2 separate regions of the Homo sapiens genome follow, and region 1 is linked to region 2. Evidence: read pairs that join two places in POLR2A ChIA-PET (ENCODE). Cell type or tissue: IMR-90. All regions are shown on one strand.

What was found. Peaks named below come from ENCODE experiments on the same cell type or tissue, not always from the same donor. Only the 100,000 strongest peaks of a DNase experiment are listed, where the experiment ranks them.
Region 1: POLR2A ChIA-PET joins it to region 2 with 11 read pairs; 2 of 35 experiments call an interaction of 5 or more read pairs at or near these places.

The regions. Positions count from the first base shown.
Region 1 is chr2:40,346,931-40,351,930 of GRCh38, reverse strand. The region is part of intron 2 of SLC8A1 (solute carrier family 8 member A1); the gene reads left to right. Among named protein-coding and RNA genes, the nearest start is that of SLC8A1, 100 kb to the left of the region's middle. In IMR-90, no CTCF peak of the experiment used is centred here; a DNase peak (open chromatin) is centred at 3,070; H3K27ac peaks cover 995 bases.
Region 2 is chr2:40,489,912-40,494,911 of GRCh38, reverse strand. It overlaps a transcript of SLC8A1 not described here. Among named protein-coding and RNA genes, the nearest start is that of SLC8A1, 40 kb to the right of the region's middle. In IMR-90, no CTCF peak of the experiment used is centred here; no DNase peak of the experiment used is centred here; H3K4me3 peaks cover 75 bases; H3K27ac peaks cover 2 bases.

The sequences.
Region 1 (5,000 bases), 140 kb after region 2:
TAGGAGTGGTCTGCTCAGAAAACCATTTAATTTGAAATTGTCGTACATCACCTTAGGATCAGTACTGCTTATTAGTCTAGGTCATGGGGAGTCCCTTCAATTTGTTGGTTTGAATCTTTCATTCCTACCATCTCTACAACCTCAAATACTTAGGCAAGCTATTGTCTGTAATACATAGAGCTCTTTACTGTCTTTGTCAAAGCTCTTTCCCCTATCACTGCCTTTCTTCAATTTATTTAGAAAGGGGCAGATTTTAGTGCATGCCAAAAGTTGTTTGTGAGTTCTTGGTCTGTCTTGGTTGGAAACTGAACTAGAATATGAGTTTTCCAACTTTTTTTTTTTTTTGGATGCAACATTCAGTATGCCAATCTACTTGACTCTAGTACATTGATAAGGACAGATGTTAGATTTGGAGATTAGAATACTGGCGGCATCACAGGAGGGGCAGACAAGGAAGTCTCTGTGGAAAAAGTAGTAGTATGATGAAGCCCTAGTGATTGGTATGGTCTCCCTTTTTCAGGATTTCTCACTGCAAACACTGTCTCCACATTCTCCATCCCTTGAACTCACTCTTAACCAGGGAGATGGGAAAGTAGGTGAGGAGTGGAAGAGGTGAGGTGTCAGGAATCATGTATCATCCATGGCATGTTTCAAATCTGTAGTATTTGTTCATTTATTCAGTGAGAGTTTAGATGTCTACTCTGCACAGAAATAAAATTCACACTCAGTCGCTGCCTTAGGTAAGATATGGTTCTTAATATAAATAACTGACATACAAATGTTATAAAATATGATACAAAGTATGATGGGTGATCCCATTCCCAGATAAAATCCACTTATAATGCTTTACCTGAGATTGTCTAAAGTTTATTAGATATTACTTAGAATAATAATTTAATATTGCATTATAGGCAATGGGATAAGGATGAGAATGTGAAGTTTAGACAGAGCTGCCGTCATTTCTCAGCTCTGCCATATACTAGCCTCATGCCCTTTGACAAGTCACATAACCTCTTAAAGCCCCAATTTTCTTACCTATGAAATGGCAATATTAATAATATTTTCTTTACATGATTATTTTGAGAATTATAGATAATTTATATAGAGTGCCTACTACACATTCTGGCTCATTCTAGGCACTCAAAAAATGGCAGCTTATACTCCATAGATTAGTGACGTGCCAGGCAGTTTTTGTGCTTTTATAATTTATAACATCTTTTAGCTTTTACAATAAAAGATATACTTATATAAGGCTAATGTTAAGACAAATTTACACATAGAGTAATAATTCAGCCATACATGGAAATGCCTTTTTTTTTTTTTTTTTTTTTTTTTTTTTTTTTGCTTGTCTGGGTGCGTGAGAAGTAATGCTTGCTTGGGGCTATTTTAAATGCACAAAAAATTATTTGTAATTTGATAAATGCCATTTGATAAATGACATTTTTTTAGGGGGACAGAGTTTAACTCTGTCACCCAGGCTGGACCGCAGTGGCACGATCACAGTTCATTGCAGCGTCAACCTTCTGTGCTCAAGTGATCCTCCCACCTCAGCCTCCTGAGTAGCTGGGACTACAGGCCTACACCAACACAGTCAGCTAATATTTAAATTTTTGTAGAGACAGAGTCTCCATTTGCTGCCCAGGTTGGTCTTGAACTCCTGGGCTCAAGCTATCCTTCCCACTCAACCTCCCAAAGTGCTGGGATTGTAGGCATGAGCCACCATACCCAGCTGATAAATGGCGTCGTTGATAGTTTTAAGAGAATTCTGAGTTGTTTAGATCAAATGGATTTTAAAACATCATATAAATATGACATGCAACACATAAACACAAACATCCAAGTAAGGAAAACAACAAAAAATTAATAAAAGGGTGGCTAAGCTGTGAGTTTAGGAAAATGCATAGTCTACAGCAAAGCTCAGAAATTCTAATCTCTGATTTTTAGTCATCTCTGGAAATGAATACTTTCCATTAATTTGGAGCTCCATTTTAATATTAATATTACTGCTTATATTCCCCTCTTAGGGAAATAGAAACAATGTTATATTTATGGATAAATACCATATTTCTTTTTTTGTCTTTCTTCAAGCTTTTTTGATTTGTGAATTAATCTTAAGTTTTTCAGAATTATGTATAATTCTAATATTAAAAGGATGATATTTTTTCTAAATTGGTTTAGTTTTCACATCCTTTTTAAGGCTGGCACTTTTGCAGATAGTACCATCTTAAGTAGGCCACAGCTTTGATTCTTGATAAATACCTCACTTACTGAACACTTCTTACATGCCAGGCACTGTGCTAAATGCTTTTCAGCTATTAGCTCCTTCCAGCCTCACAATAACCCTGTGAGGTAGATACTCTTATTAACCCCATTTCACAGAGAAAACAGCTGAGGTGCAGAGAGGAACTTACCCAAGGTCATTTAGCTGCTATGAGGAAGGAGCAGGATTCATATTTGTGTCTCTCTGACTTCACTGGTAACTAGAAAGTCTTTTATTCTGCTTCCCTTTAACCTCAGAAGTATTTTTTTGAAATAACATTTTCCACAGAAATCCTTAAATCATTCCTTTTCCTTGCCTCTTTCTCTTCCTGCCCACTCTGTCTTTTCTCAATGACCATGATTCAAAGTGTCGACTGTAACCAATGAGCAGGGCACCATGCTGATGAGACTACAAATTTGATTAAGACATGTCTTCGGTTTTTTTCAGACTTGACATATTTGATGGAAAAACAGGCTTATACCACATTTGTGATGTGCTCAAATTGTGTCTGTTTTCATAAACTCTTAATTTTCCTTCATTTAGATGAAGGATTCTTTCCCTGTTAGCCCCTGAAGAATGAGAATGGGCATGAAGGAGTCTAGGAAGCCCTTGAAGCTGTGTGCACAATTTTGTGCTTATGTGTATTTTGTGGGAGAAGAAGAGCCACATTCCTCAGATTCTCAAAAAAGCCCATGGCACCACGAAATTAAGAAATCATTTATTAGTGGGAAGATTCATTTATTCTGAGTCATTTTTCTCTTCATTAGGTCAAAGTGTAACAACAACATGAAGGCCCATTCCTGACAGATGAAAGCATAAGAGGACTGTGATGCATGTGTTACGACTGTGGGGAGACTGACCCACTTCTTTCCTCCAGACTGAATACCGCTTCCCTCTGTCTTTCTGGTGAAACCACCAAGAGTCATTAAGGGCAAGACATGGCACTCTTCATGTCCTCACTCTTTCTGGTCACGTTTCAGCACTAGCTGCCCTGAGACCCCGGAGTGCAGAGGTTCTGCAAGACCCATCCCCGTACTTCTGAGAACACAGCCAACCCTGGCTCAGCCTAAATCTCTAATAAACGTGACCACTAGGGATGGAACATATGCTGATAAAATGCATTATATTTGTGTCATATGTTTCTTGCGCAGATTTATCTTTTTCTTGAAGTTATACATTTTAAAAACCAGAGTTCAGAAAAAAAGCTTTTTTATTAGATGTATGGGTTTGGCATTTAAAATGTCTGAAACGGTAGATAGGTTCTTTGATGGGATAGGAGATCTGATCTTCTCTTTTTGGAGTCACTGTGATCTTCCCTAACAATTCTCAAGACCAGCAAAATATAAAGCTGGAAGGAGCCTATGCAGTTAGCTAAGCCAACCCCTCATTTTGAGAGGAGGCGGTTATGTCTTCAGAGCAATTAAATGACTTGCCCTGTGGATTCCAGCTGGTGGGAACTGCAGTTTGAACTCAGATTTCTTCATGTACAGTTCAATCTTCTCTCTGCACACCACGTTGTCTTCCTGTCACCACGCCGTCTTCCAGCCCTTGAAAACATTTCAGCCCATGTAAAAATTAAGAAGGAAACACACTTCAGCTTCTCTATGACTCCCAAATTACTGACCTCCTTCCTTCAGTAAATAAAGAAGCACTGGAGCAAATACAGCTGATTTTTTAAAACCTGAGAATATGCTTTTAAAATTCTAATTTAAATTGCTTATAATTTCAAGTGGGCCATCTTAGACAGAAAAGAATGTGTAGACCGTAAGCCATTGTTTTATTTTATCTCCTTATCTTTGTTATTAATTATATGGTTGATTTCAAGATGAAAATGTATGGACTTTGAAATTAGAGAAATCTTGCTTTAAATTCAGGATTAATCACTAAAGATCTCTTTTGTTGGTCATTAAAACTTGGAGTTTGTTTCAAGAGTCATAAACTAAATTAATACACAATATTTCGAAAGTATTTCATTAGTTTTATTTTAAAATTGTTAGTATAACATTCGATTAAAGCCAATAGATGTTATAGACAATTAGAAGTCTTAGTACCACTAAAGGTAAATCATGGATTTTCTCATGGAATATTCCCAACACCTCTGTAAAATGGGTATTATGCTTATTTTGCATATATGGGAACTGAGAGTCAGAGAGGATAACTCAGTAACTTGTATGTCATATACACAGCAAGGCTGAAGCCAGGCATTGAGCTCAAGCTGTCTGGCTCTGAAGCCTGGATTCTCTTCTTTCTCTGCTGACTTCTACGATAGTACATTCAAAGGCCCTGTGATGGGAAGAAGCATGGCATATGAGGTTCTCAAAGGGATTCTGCCTTTTACATGGTTAGGTTGATAGTTTAGAAGAAGCAAGGGGCCCAGGTTGGTGTTTCACCCTTGTAATCCTAGCACTTTGGGAGGCCAAGGTTGGAACGATCGTTTGAGGCCAGTGGTTTGGGGCTGCAGTGAGCTATGATTGCACCACTGCAGTCTAGCCTGGGCGATAGGCTACAGAGAGTAAGTTACCACATTTCAAATAGCCAGTATGTAGCAAAGCCAAAATTTGAACCTAGGCACAGAAGACACACCAACCTTCTATACAAAGTGCTATCTATTGCCTTGGTGCTATGGAAGCATTTCTGTCACATGCTGTGCTTTGATGTATGTACAAAAGGAGATGTGGGAAACAGAAAATGAAATAAGCAGGGTTTATTTTATTTTATTTTTTTCATTCCTAACCTGCTT
Region 2 (5,000 bases):
AAATAAGAGAGTAGATGAGAAAGCATATAAACACGGTACATGATAAAGTGTTGTTCCTCAGTTCCTTAGAAATATAACTAAGATCATCCAACAGGTAGAAGCACTTGCTTCAAATGCCAGCTCTGCCAATAGCTGACAGAAATTACATCCATTAATGAATGATATAAATATTTCTGAGCATGAGCAAAAGAAAAAATGGAACAAAACAATATCTAGCTTCCATTTGGATATATATATATATATATATATATATATATATATATATATATATTATACTTTAAGTTCTAGGGTACATGTACACAACGTGCAGGTTTGTTACATATGTATATGTGTGTGACCATTCCTCAGGGATCTAGAACTAGAAATACCATTTGAACCAGCCATCCCATTACTGGGTATATACCCAAAGGAATATAAATCATCCTGCTATAAAGACACATGCACACGTATGTTTATTGCGGCACTACTCACAATAGCAAAGACTTGGAACCAACCCAAATGTCCAACAATGATAGACTGGATTAAGAAAATGTGGCACATATACACCATTTGGTTTTAAATGTTTATCATTTATTTAATCTCAAGAGCAATCTCTCATGTTTGTGTTTCCTCTTTGGAAGCCAGAGTTTATTTTTAATGATTGCACTAAACAGGGTTTTCTTAAAAGCTATTGGATTGAGGAGAAAATAATGTCCAGGTAGCTGAAAGCAATTACAAGAGTGATAGGGGAGTCACCACATGGAAGTGGGACAGCCAGACCTGTCAGAGTTTATTATTATGATTATTATTATTATTACAAAATGCAGGTCAAATGATTCAAATATTTTATTGTAGTGATTGCAGAGGCCTGTAAAGGAGAGAAAGCACACACTTTCAGGTAGATAAGGAAAAAAAAAAGTTTATCCAAGTTGTATTAATATTTGAAGAAGGAAATGATGTCAAGTGAAGGAGAATGAAAGAAGAAAAGATAAAAAGGAAGGAAGGAAAGGAAAAAAGAGGAGAGGAGAGGAAAGGAAAGGAATGTTGGGGAGAGAAAAAGAAAGAGGAAAACCCATTACAAAGATGGAACATAGCTACTGACTGGTTGTCAATAGACATAGATGGTGGCACACGCCTCTAATCCCAGCTACTCAGGAGGCTGAGGCAGGAGAATTGCTTGAATCTGGGAGGCAGAGGTTGCAGTGAGTTGAGATCGTGCCACTGCACTCCAGCCTGGGAAACAGAGCAAGACTCTGTCGTGGAAAAAAAAAAAAAAAAAAAATACTGAGGAAAGATTTCCGGATTGTAATAGAGGGAGAAGTGTGGTTTAGGCTTGGTTTCCCAACTCCCAAGTTTTGTGATCTTTGTAAATTTATTTACACTTTCTGAACCTAAGCTTCTTTTTTTTTAAATTTTATTTTATTTTATTTTATTTTATTATACTTTAAGTTTTAGGGTACATGTGCACAATGTGCAGGTTAGTTACATATGTATAAGTGTGCCATGCTGGTGTGCTGCACACACTAACTCGTCATTTAGCACTAGGTATATCTCCTAAAGCTATCCCTCCCCCCTCCCCCCCACCCCACAACAGTCCCCAGAGAGTGATGTTCCCCTTCCTGTGTCCATGTGTTCTCATTGTTCAATTCCCACCTATGAGTGAGAATATGCGGTGTTTGGTTTTTTGTTCTTCCAATAGTTTACTGAGAATGATGATTTCCAATTCCATCCATGTCCCTACGAAGGACAGGAACTCATCATTTTTTACAGCTGCATAGTATTCCATGGTGTTTATGTGCCACATTTTCTTAATTCAGTCTATTATTGTTGGACATTTGGATTGGTTCCAAGTCTTTGCTATTGTGAATAGTGCCACAATAAACATGAGTGTTCATGTGTCTTTATAGCAGCATGATTTATAGTCCTTTGGGTATATACCCAGTAATGGGATGGCTGGACCAAATGGTATTTCTAGTTCTAGATCCCTGAGGAATGGCCACACTGACTTCCACAATGGTTGAACTAGTTTACAGTCCCACCAAGAGTGTAAAAGTGTTCCTATTTCTCCACATCTTCTCCAGCACCTGTTGTTTCCTGACTTTTTAATGATTGCCATTCTAACTGGTGTGAGATGGTATCTCATTGTGGTTTTGATTTGCATTTCTCTGATGGCCAGTGATGGTGAGCATTTTTTCATGTGTTTTTTGGCTGCATAAATGTCTTCTTTTGAGAAGTGTCTGTTCATGTCCTTTGCCCACTTTTTGATTGGGTTGTTTGTTTTTTTCTTGTAAATTTGTTTGAGTTCATTGTAGATTCTGGATATTAGCCCTTTGTCAGATGAGTAGGTTGCGAAAATTTTCTCCAATTTTGTAGGTTGCCTGTTCACTCTGATGGTAGTTTCTTTTGCTGTGCAGAAGCTCTTTAGTTTAATTAGATCCCATTTGTCAATTTTGGCTTTTGTTGCCATTGCTTTTGGTGTTTTTGACATGAAGTTCTTGCCCGTGCCTATGTCCTGAATGGTAATGCCTAGGTTTTCTTCTAGGGTTTTTATGGTTTTAGGTCTAACATTTAAGTCTTTAATCCATCTTGAGTTAATTTTTGTATAAGGTGTCAGGAAGGGATCCAGTTTCAGCTTTCTAGATATGGCTAGCCAGTTTTCCCAGCACGATTTATAAAATAGGGAATCCTTTCCCCATTGCTTGTTTTTCTCAGGTTTGTCAAAGATCAGATAGTTGTAGATATGTGGCGTTATTTCTGAGGGCTCTGTTCTGTTCCATTGATCTATATCTCTGTTTTGGTACCAGTACCATGCTGTTTTGGTTACTGTAGCCTTGTAGTATAGTTTGAAGTCAGGTAGTGTGATGCCTGCAGCTTTGTTCTTTTGGCTTAGGATTGACTTGGCGATGCGGGCTCTTTTTTGGTTCCATATGAACTTTAAAGTAGTTTTTTCCAATTCTGTGAAGAAAGTCATTGGTAGCTTGATGGGGATGGCATTGAATCTATAAATTACCTTGGCAGTATGGCCATTTTCATGATATTGATTCTTCCTACCCATGAGCATGGAATGTTCTTCCATTTGTTTGTATCCTCTTTTATTTCACTGAGCAGTGGTCTGGGATGCAAGGCTGGTTCAATATATGCAAATCAATAAATGTAATCCAGCATATAAACAGAACCAAAGACAAAAACCACATGGTTCTCTCAATAGATGCAGAAAAGGCCTTTGACAAAATTCAACAACTCTTCATGCTAAAAACTCTCAATAAATTAGGTATTGATGGGACGTATCTCAGTAAGAGCTATCTATTGCAAACCCACAGCCAATATCATACTGAATAGGCAAAAACTGGAAGCATTCCCTTTGAAAACTGGCACAAGACAGGGATGCCTTCTCTCACCACTCCTATTCAACATAGTGTTGGAAGTTCTGGCCAGGGCAATTAGGCAGGAGAAGGAAATAAAGGGTATTCAATTAGGAAAAGAGGAAGTCAAACTGTCCCTGTTTGCAGATGACATGATTGTATATCTAGAAAACCCCATTGTCTCAGCCCAAAATCTCCTTAAGCTGATAAGCAACTTCAGCAAAGTCTCAGGATACAAAATCAATGTACAAAAATCACAAGCATTCTTATACACCAATAACAGACAAACAGAGAACCAAATCATGAGTGAACTCCCATTCACAATTGCTTCAAAGAGAATAAAATACCTAGGAATCCAACTTACAAGGGACGTGAAGGACCTTTTCAAGGAGAACTACAAACCTAAGCTTCTTTGACTATAAAATAAGAGCTTGAATTAGATGACTTCCTAAGGCTTTCACAACTGTTAAATTGTAGATGTAGGAGAGAAACAAGTAATGTTTTCAAATATTGGCCTTTTTATAGAGAGAGAGACACTTTCGTGTTGGTTTTAACATTCTTACGTTAAAGGAATATAAATTCCATAGAAGGTATAGTGAATGGCCGGGTTTTTAAGTTGAGATTTCAGAAAATATTGCTTGTCAATTCTTCATTATTCCTGATTTGCGGATCTTTTTATTTTGTATCTCAGTACGATGCATATGATTCTCTATAATATAATCAGCATCTTTTCCCGTATGTTCCAACTGGATTTCAGTCATTATAAAACTTCACTGCACTTTATAATTTTTGATTCTTTTCACTAGTGTTATTAATACCTTGTGTTCAATATATTTGCCAAGTTGACGTTAGAAGTCTTTCATTTTGAGTTTTATTCTTGGACACCCCTGGTTATCCAAATAGATAGTTGTGAATCCACTACTCCTACCCATCCCCACAAATCATCTAAAAACATTATGATGTTATAGTCAACTTTGTGTCTTCAGCATATATGTAAAATTTTAAATGTATATAAGATTCATTTAGTACCTAAAGGACACTCACTTTTGTTTCCTCGAAACTTATTGAAATACTGGGTTCTTATCAGTCTTAAGTTAATATATTTATACTTATACAAACAAACATAGTTTATGCATTCCATATATTAGTGGAAAAGTTGGAGAAACAATTATAGCCTGTGAAATGAGGACTAAGTGATCTGAAAGCTATATGACAAAATTATTCTGTGCTTATTTCCTTTTGAAATACTAAAGTGTCTGTTTAAAATCCACATCAAAAATCAAAAGTTAAAACAGTAACAAGAAACTTATCTTGCCATGCTTTTTAATGAGTGACATGCTTCAAAGTCAAGTACATTGTATCTGCCCTTATAAATACGTGATTGTATATTCCAAATGATTGATGTTTAGATGATGCATAGCTTCCTTGAAAATAAGTAAGATATCCACGCAATTTCACTAGTTTCATGGTGGAAGAAAATCTTACATATGCTTAATGTCATTGAAATTGTCAGGAGTGTTTTTTGATCGGAGAGGGAAAAGATAGTTTTTGGTGCTTGTTTAACACAGATTTAGTGACACAATGTAAAAATGTTAGCAGTGTATCATCAAGTGAATGTAAGGGGGCTGCCTGTCTTCATATCAGGTTGTAAAATCTGAC